2 separate regions of the Homo sapiens genome follow, and region 1 is linked to region 2. The links are chromatin contacts, found by Hi-C or POLR2A ChIA-PET in ENCODE. All regions are on one chromosome and are shown on one strand. The core of a region is the stretch at or near the end of the contact, and the rest is flanking DNA. Distances in the headings are between cores, read along the strand shown. Region 1 has its middle 42 kb from the start of UBE2E1. Region 2 overlaps UBE2E2 (ubiquitin conjugating enzyme E2 E2).

Region 1 (4,394 bases), core at 1,862-4,361, 440 kb before region 2:
GTCCCAGCTACTTGGGAGGCTGAGGCAGGAGAATGGCGTGAACCCGGGAGGTGGAGCTTGCAGTGAGCCAAGATTGCGCCACTGAACACTAGCCTGGGTGACACAGCAAGACTCTGTTTCAAAAAATAGAAGAAAGAAGAAGAAAAAGAAAGCTAAAGCTTTACTGATTCTCTGCTTTATGCCAAACGCAGTGTTCATCTTTCATCTGCCTTCTTTCCTGTGTCTCTCCATGTTTTCTCCTTTTCTGTCTCTCTGAGAACACTTGCGATTGGATTTAGGGCCCACCCAGATAATCCAAGATGATCTCATTTCAAGAGCCTTAACTTAATTACATTTGTAAAAATGCTTTTTCCAAATAAGGTCACATTGACAGGTTTCAGGGGTTAAGATGTGGACATGTCTTTTTGGGGCCATAATTCAGCTCACTCCATGAGGCATGGAGCGCTCCTTATTTCCTCTGCCCCGGGAGAAAGGCGATTTGTGCTAAAAAGATAGGTAGACAGAAGGGAGAACTGGAGAACAGGCCTGCTCTATCATTCTTCCTCTAGCTGTTCTTGCTTCCCAGGATTTCTCTTTACTCCCAACTTCATGACCCTCAGCTTTGGACCCCACTGTTATGGGGACGTCTTTCCAGGTTTCACAATTCAAATTCCCAAGTATTCAAAGGTTGCTGGCCTGCCTGAGAAAGTGCTGGTATTAGGTTAGGCGTCTCTCCCTGATCTGATATGTTGGTGTCTTGGAAAGGTGGGAAGGGTGGGTAGCGCCACAAGATTCAAAACCTGTCCTCCAAGCCCTGTTCGTTCAGTGTCTCTAGCGAGCTGGTGGAGCAACAGCCTCCCTTAGAAGGAGCATATTTGAGCAGACCTCTCTTGCACAGGCCCTTGGAGGAGAATGCAATGGAATCCTGGGTTTCACATTGTACCCGAGCCTGTGTTCCATTTATCAAAGTGCCAAACTCCCTGTAAGGTAGTCACACTTTTAAGGGGACATACAGCATGAATCCTGGGGTCATGTTCTAAGGAGGCTCTGGCAATGATTTAATCATAGTAGCAGTCCTATTCGTTGAGCACCACTTTCATTTTCTCGTTTAATTTTTTTTTTTCTAGATGGAGTCTTGCTCTTTCGCCTAGGCTGGAGTGCGGTGGGATGATCTCAGCTCACTGCAACCTCTACCTCCTGAGTTCAAATGTTTCTCCTGCCTCGGCCTCCCGAGTAGCTGGGATTACAGGCTGGCACCACCATGCCTGGCTAATTGTCTTGCTTTTTTTTTTTTTAAGTAGAGATGGGGTTTTGCCACGTTGGTTAGGCTGGTCTGGAACTCCTGACCTCAGGTGATCGCCCGCCTTGGCCTCCCGAAGTGCTGGGATTACTGGCGTAAGCCACTGCGCCTGGCCTTCTCCTTTAATCCTTATAACAATGCTGCAAAGGAGTCCATTCCATGGAGGAGGAAGTCGGGGCTAATAGAGGCTAAATTACTTGCCCAAGGTCACCTGGCTCCTAAGTACAGCACCAATGAGCCCAGTCTTCTCCACTGCAATTGCTCTGTAATGGCTGTTCCCATTCATGCTACACATTAATCACTCCCTATGGAAATCATGTCAGAATTAATTGAAAGCCAAGGGCACTGGGAGAAAAGGGAGGCCTGGATTTTGTGGAGCCCTGATTTGGAATGATAATACACATAAGTACAGGGAAATGGATGTGTGGAGTAAGTGCTGGGGAAACTTACCCATTCCAGCAGAAGCATTTAGCATCTTACATTCTTTTGCACAATCTTTTCTTCTCTATGGTATCACTGAGGATTTGTTGCCTATAAAAATGTGAGGGAAATTAATTAAAAGTATTTATTTTGCCCCAATTAGAGATGAACTATGGGGGGCTCTAGCAGAGAATAGCAAAGACCCCTGTGGAACTATGAGATCCCTGTAAATATTCTGAGATGCAACTACATAGCTTCAGACCCTGGAATGGGAGGGAAACCCCTGCATAGGGAGCAGTAAATTACCAACTTCTCCAGTAAATGAGAAAGTGACTCTGCTGGCCACTGGGAGCGGGGCTGCAGAAGCCCTATGAGGTTTTCTGGAGGAATCCTGCTTCCGTTCCTTCCCATTTCCCAGGTTTGGCTCAACACCGTGATCCATGGTTACTGCGACCCTCAGGAAATTGCTGCTGTGGGAGCCTCCTCTTTTCCCAATCTACCATGCATACTCTTATTAGTCTTCAGACAATAATAATAATAATAATAATAATAATTATTATTATTATTATTATTATTTTGATGGAGTCTCGCTCTGTCGCCCAGGCTGGAGTGCAGTGCGCGATCTCGGCTCACTGCAAGCTCCGCCTCCCGGGTTCATGCCAATCTCCTGCCTCAGCCTCCCCAGTAGCTGGGACTACAGGCGCCTGCCACCATGCCCGGCTAATTTTTGTGTTTTTAGTAGAGACGGGGTTTCACCGTGTTAGCCAGGATGGTCTCCATCTCCTGACCTCGTGATCCGCCCGCCTCGGTCCCCCAAAGTGCTGGGATTACAGGCGTGAGCCACCGCGCCCGGCCTCAAAAATTAATTTTGAAAATAATGATATAATCTTTAAAAGAATTGTATTTCCAGTGGGCAGCACTCGCTTGATACAGAGCAGCAGGGCCATGTAACCTGGCTTCTAAATCATCACCTCTTTGGGTCCGCACGTATTTTTTATTTTTTATTTTTCATGCTTCAAATGCACCTTTGCAGAAGGAGATGAACTGGGGGACATGTTAGCGCCTCCACGGGCCTGCTGAGCTCTGTTGGCTGCGTGTGCTAAAAATAACTGGAGAGGTTAAAAAAATGTTGAAGCAGATTTAGGGGCTCTTCTGGAAAATGAAACACAGAAGCTGGGCCCTGGGTGGTTCTATTTAAAGCCGATCATCATCTCATCCATTCCTGTGGATTTACATGCGAAGACTCTACTCCCCAGCGGCTGGCTGAGGGAAGGAGGGTCTGATCTGCGTTAGGACTCACCTCCTCCCACGACCCTCTGCAAAGCAGCAGCTGTCCAGAGAAAAAGGAGTGCGCTGGGTCTGGCAAGCAGCTCAGTTCTTTCCTTCCACAATTGTCCCTTTGAATTGAGGAAAGCGAAAATAAAGTTTTCAAGGCCAATTTCACAATTTCATCTTCTGTGAAAAGCAAAATCAACGAGGCTATGAAAAATTACAAGCAGTTAAAACACTTTCATGTCGTCTTTCCCAGAGAGAGAGAGAGAGAGAAAGAGAGGAAATCAGACTGCTTTGTTCAAAGCAACGGCCAACTCAAGCCCTTTTTTTTCTTTCTTTCTTTTCCTTTTTTTTTTTTTAAACACATCTGGTCTCAATCTTTATACACCAGTGGACAAAAGCAATTAGACAGCTCTGTTTTCCACGTCATAATAATGGAAGTCATATATTTTCCATGGCTGTCTCATTTGGTTACCCAGCTCTGCAGAAATGGACTAAATGGAATTTAAAATGTGGGTCTTTTCTTGACAGTGTTGTTAGTGACCTGAGGGATAAGTGCTCCAGCATCTTCTAGAACCACCAGAAGTGAAAGAATAGATATTGCAAGTGTAGGCAAATAAACCTCAACGTAATTTACATGCCTGTGGGACAGGCCCTTCACAATCCTGTCTTTCCAACAAGCCCGGGGGGACAGGGATGCCTTTTTAGGATGGGTTCAGATTTGGAACGATCTCTTGACAAATCTGCTAGAGGATGCTAGAGGAGCTTTCATTTAAGGTGAAACTTCCGCTTTCTCATTGTATTGGTGAGAATTCTCTTGGTTGCCAGGGAGAGTCAACCTAACCCAGCCTGAGTAAAACAGAGAATTGGTTCGTATAACTAACCATAAGAAGACGAATCTGGTCAGACTCAACTGATTCCGAGGCTTCTTGCAATGCTATCTTCTTTTCTGCTCCCTCCACCTCTCCCGAGATTAGCAACTCCAAGAAAAGGATTGGCTTGGTATCAACAGTTCCAGCAATAATTCTGTAGTTATTCTCACTAAGTCAGGTGCCCATCCTTAAAATGGCTACAGGCTTGGGTCAGTGGTCCATTCCTGAAGATGAGAGTGGGGTCTGCTCCATCAAACCACAGGACTGAGATTGGGTAGGGCCTGACTCCACGAAAGAAAATTGTGTTTCAGCTTCAAAAGAAGAAGGGATGGATGCAAGATGCCATAGCTAGCCTATGTGGGACCCTTGTGAGTTGGAAACAGGCACCCCCTCCAGGCTGATGCAGACCTATGCCCCCACTTCTTGGGGAGCAGATGGCACCTTTGACCTGCCTTCCTCTGGGCAGAAGAAAACCCACACCTAGGACAGATAGTTGAGTGAGCAGAACTAAAGGTGGATATTGACTCAATTGACTCCTTGGCAGGACAACA
Region 2 (4,637 bases), core at 1,420-3,919:
AAACATCATAGCTTTACCCTAGCCTATCTTAAACATGCTTGAATACTTACATTAGCCTACAGTTGGGCAAAATATGGCACAATCTAACACAAAGCTTATTTTAAATAAAATGTTGAACATTTCCTGTAACTCACTGAATACCACACTGAAGTACATTTTCTACTGAATGTTTATCACTTTTGCACCATCATAAAGTCAAAAAAATTTAAATCTAACCATTGTAAGTCAGGGACCAACTGTATTTTATAGATTCAAAGATGACACAGAGATAGAAGGTTCTTTTTAGAGATTATCTAATGTAATTTTTTATTTTGCAAATTAGGAAATTTGCTTGTCAAGATTACTGCATGCCTCATATTTCTTTTCTTTTTTATTGTCGCAAATTATCCAGAAATGTTGCATTGATTTTCATATTAGATCACAAAAAAAGAAAACATTTGATTTCCTCAGTATTTATATATCATGACCACTGCTCTGTTTATGGTAATAAGACAACATAAGTATACTTATTGTATACTGCATATAATATGTACAATAAGTACATAAGTTCTTATTGTATACTTATTGCAAATACTACATAATTATTAAGCGAGAAATCAGCATACTTCTATCATCCTATAATTGAGATTGACAGAAATCTAGAATGACATTTCATGAAATCAGAACCCTGAAAAACTTAATCTTCACAAACTCCTAGACAACACCAACTCCTAATTTATGCACAGAAGTTTTGTCTGAACCTCATGAGCAGGTTTACAACACTTTTTTCAGACCTGCAAAATGTTTCACCAGTCTATAAAATTTTGTCGAGCCTTTGCTTTGCAAAAGGAAAAAAGAGAACGAGTCACATACCTTCACTGAAAGAATTAGAAAAAGCAATTCCAGAATAACATCCCAAGTGACAGTCTAATACTAACTGCAGCCACAAACAAACCTGCCTATAAGAACAATAAATAATCTTTCTGTATTGGTTGATACAAGTATTTGTCCTAGTTAAAAGGCTGCTTAAGGAGTTTCATGTTAGTAAAATAGAGTAGATGATGGTGAGAGGAAAGGGGTGGTATATCAGATTCCGTATTGCAGATTAAACTTTATGTGCCATTACCATCAGAGAAATGCAAATCAAAACCACAATGAGATATCATCTCACACCAGTTAGAATGGCGATCATTAAAAAGTCAGGAAACAACAGGTGCTGGAGAGGATGTGGAGAAATAGGAACACTTTTACACTGTTGGTGGGACTGTAAACTAGTTCAACCATTGTGGAAGACAGTGTGGTGATTCCTCAAGGACCTAGAACTAGAAGTACTATTTGACCCAGCCATTCCATTACTGGGTATATATCCAAAGGATTATAAATCATGCTGCTATAAAGACATATGCACATGTATGTTTATTGCAGCACTATTCACAATAGCAAAGACTTGGAACCAACCCAAATGTCCAACAATGACAGACTGGATTAAGAAAATGTGGCACATAAACACCACGGAATACCATGCAGCCATAAAAAAGGATGAGTTCATGTCCTTTGCAGGGACATGGATGAAGCTGGAAACCATCATTCTCAGCAAACTATCGCAAGGACAGAAAACCAAACATCGCATGTTCTCACTCATAGGTAGGAATTGAACAATAAGAACACTTGGACACAGGGTGGGGAACATCCCACACCAGGGCCTGTGGTGGGGTGGGGGGAGTGGGGAGGGACAGCATTAGGAGATATACCTAATGTAAATGACGAGTTAATGGGTGCAGCGCACCAACATGGGACATGTACACATATATAACAAACCTGCACGTTGTGCACATGTACCCAAGAACTTAAAGTATAAAACAAAAACAAACAAACAAAAAACCTTTATGTGCCATTAAAAGACTTCTGGAAAATCTCAAGTCAAAACTACATACAACCTCATACTTTTTTTTGTATAGGATATGTGACATTAATCATAAATTATTTAGAAAAAGGCAAGGGACAGACACATCTTAAATGTTTCTTTTAATCTAACCAATTTAAGAACATAAAAATCTCAGCAGCTGCTCAAAGGGTTAATTCCAAAAACTCAGAAATTTTTCAAAAAATGTTTTGAAAAATCTTGAAAAGCCAGATAATTGGTACCCTTCTCTTCCTTTTTAAAAGATTACAGATGGCCAGGCACGGTGGCTCAAGCCTATAATCCCAGCACTTTGGGAGGCCAAGGCAGGCAGATCACCTGAAGTCAGTAGCTCGAGAACAGCCTGGCCAAAATGGTGAAACACCGTTTCCACTAAAAATACAAAATTAGCCAGGCTTGGTGGCAGGCGCCTGTAATCCCAGCTACTCGGGAGGCTGAGGCAAGAGAATCACTTGAACCCCAGGGGTGGAGGTTGCAGTGAGCCAAGATCGCGCCACTGCACTCCAGCCTGGGCGAGAAAGCAAGACTCCACCTCAAAAATAAATAAATAAAAATAAAAGATTACAAAGCATGTATCTACAAGAAGTCAAAATGAGACAGAAAATTATATTTGGGAGTCTCCAAGAATCAAATGGTATCCTCTACCACCTAAACATGAATTCAGAAAAAGTATCAGGTTAAAAATATTTGTTCTTTCCCCTCATTACTCACAGTGTGACTATATCACTCATCACCCAAACCACAACACTGGAAAGTGAAAAAGGGTGATATTGATAATTTTGCCAGGATAAGAGAAGTTAGGATATAAGGGCTCCCTAGTTATTTTTATAATGGTCTCTCCTCTACTAGACCGAAGGTCAGTGATACGGAGGGGTTAGATATTCACTATTATATTTCTCACAGTAGCACATTCTCTCACACAAACTAAGCAGTCAAGCCTCACATGGTGAAAAATGAAACAAATACACCGGAGAGGACGTTCATAACTACTTAGCAAAGTGTAAACATTCTGACTAGTGGACAAAGACTAAGTGTGTAAGTCTATGGGTTTAGACTTTAAAACTCAAGAAAAGAATGAGAATGGAAATTACTTATGCTATCCCATTAAATATATCTAATGTTTTCTGTATACTAAAGGACCTACAAGTGTTCAAATCCTAACAGTAAAATCTTAAGAGTCATCACTAGTCAAGAAAAAGCTTCTGAAAGTATGGTATACTCCTGGTAAGTGAATAATGTGGGAATATATTTCTCCTCCAGCCCAGCCTCAGATTAGTATGTAAATTGTGAAAAGAGTACACAAATTGAATGTTTTTATTTGCTTTTCAATTGTTTCATGAATATTTACTATACAAAACACATTTTATTATTAAATCTAAATCCTTGTCCCAAAGGAAAAAAAAACACACAATAGCTTTATTGTGGCTACTTCAATTCTTAAAAGAGTAAAATAACCTAATAATTGTTTCTTACTGATCAAAAGTAATGTGTGCCTAGAAGATTCAAAACTGCTAAAGTTTCCTGATGGTACATAAGGACCTATATTCTGTACTGCTTCTCAACAACTTTGTATCAGCTTATCTAGTTTTCATTAGGACTAGTCCTGCTTGGCGGCAGAAAGCAATTGGTGTAGTTAAAATATTTATAGTTTCATTTCAGTTCCACTGTGGTTTGTTGAACAGACATAAAACCACAATCTTTATCATATGTGTCACTTCCTGTAATTCACAACTGAACCCAATTCCACTATTCATTATATAACACACTATTTAACAAAACAAAATACCACAGATAAAGAAAATAATTAGAATCCATTTAGGTTTTTTTTTTTTAAATTCTTTTCTCCAAGAGAGGTGTGAAAAGATCTTGAAAATCTGAAGAGGCATTTCCTAAGTGCTTTTCTTTCCTGCAGCTTTACTCAATTATACATAAGTCATCAATGCCTGTGATAACAGGATACAAAAAATAATAAGGATGCAGCACAAACAACCTAACTTTTTTATAGTTCTTCACACCTAAAATTTAAGAAATCAGCTAACAAATAACAAAACTGAAGGATGTAAACTTCATTTCCTATTCCACCTTCTGGTACTGCAGCTAATAAACAGGGAAATGGTCTACAGGTAGCTGGTAAAAGAAAGAGAGGAAAGGCAGAGAAAACACAAGAGCCAGTTTACCAGACACTAATTACACCTTCCTGGATGCTTCCCTTTTAAATTCCCTTCATAATTCATAAGGAATACGGTCCTTAAATTCATTTCTGGGATAGGCAAGAGTTTAGCTAGGATTTTTATTTTTAAACAAATTTAGACAAATATGAGTGACAAACTTCATTTTATAAGAAATTTAATTCGTATTTTATAAAATCACAGATTCAACTAATACAACATTACAATGAAACTGCTTCATCCAGGTCCCAAATAATCATAAGTGATGCAGTGGAACAGGAATAAACTGGCTAAGCACCAACTGAAGATATCAGAATATTTATGCAGCAAAAACCAGCAGACATCATATAGTAAGTAGTCAAAGAAATGTTTAGCATTGCACAGTTATTCCAGAAACAGGGAGTACACAATGTTTGGCTTATACAGTTTACAGACACACATCAAGCATGTACCATTTGTTCATTCATTTACTTTAAAAACATTTACTGAGCTCCATTATGGTTAATTCAAGGCCATGGAGAAGTGAAGAGGTATATCACAACTTTTGTCTTCAAGGAGCTCAATAATCA

Evidence for each region. A loop is a pair of places that touch in the nucleus more often than their neighbours do. ChIA-PET counts read pairs that join two places held with the same protein, here RNA polymerase II (POLR2A). Pooled maps may share reads with other maps.
Region 1: a pooled map shows a loop between it and region 2 (6-fold over the local background). The contact joins two enhancer-like sites. A Hi-C loop is called at or near these places in 8 of 37 single-sample maps with no recorded cell type and 4 of 50 pooled maps. POLR2A ChIA-PET finds 5 or more read pairs at or near these places in 2 of 52 experiments (BJ and OCI-LY7).

The regions. Positions count from the first base shown.
Region 1 is chr3:23,761,853-23,766,246 of GRCh38, reverse strand. No RefSeq gene overlaps it. Among named protein-coding and RNA genes, the nearest start is that of UBE2E1, 42 kb to the left of the region's middle. RefSeq lists a silencer at 2,932-2,981. Within about 2 kb of position 3,111, at least 11 of the 41 ENCODE cell types and tissues checked have a DNase peak (open chromatin) inside an H3K27ac peak, as active enhancers do; they include OCI-LY7, where a contact is called at or near this core.
Region 2 is chr3:23,323,888-23,328,524 of GRCh38, reverse strand. All of the region lies in intron 3 of UBE2E2 (ubiquitin conjugating enzyme E2 E2), which reads right to left. Among named protein-coding and RNA genes, the nearest start is that of UBE2E2, 120 kb to the right of the region's middle. Within about 2 kb of position 2,669, at least 3 of the 41 ENCODE cell types and tissues checked have a DNase peak (open chromatin) inside an H3K27ac peak, as active enhancers do; they include OCI-LY7, where a contact is called at or near this core.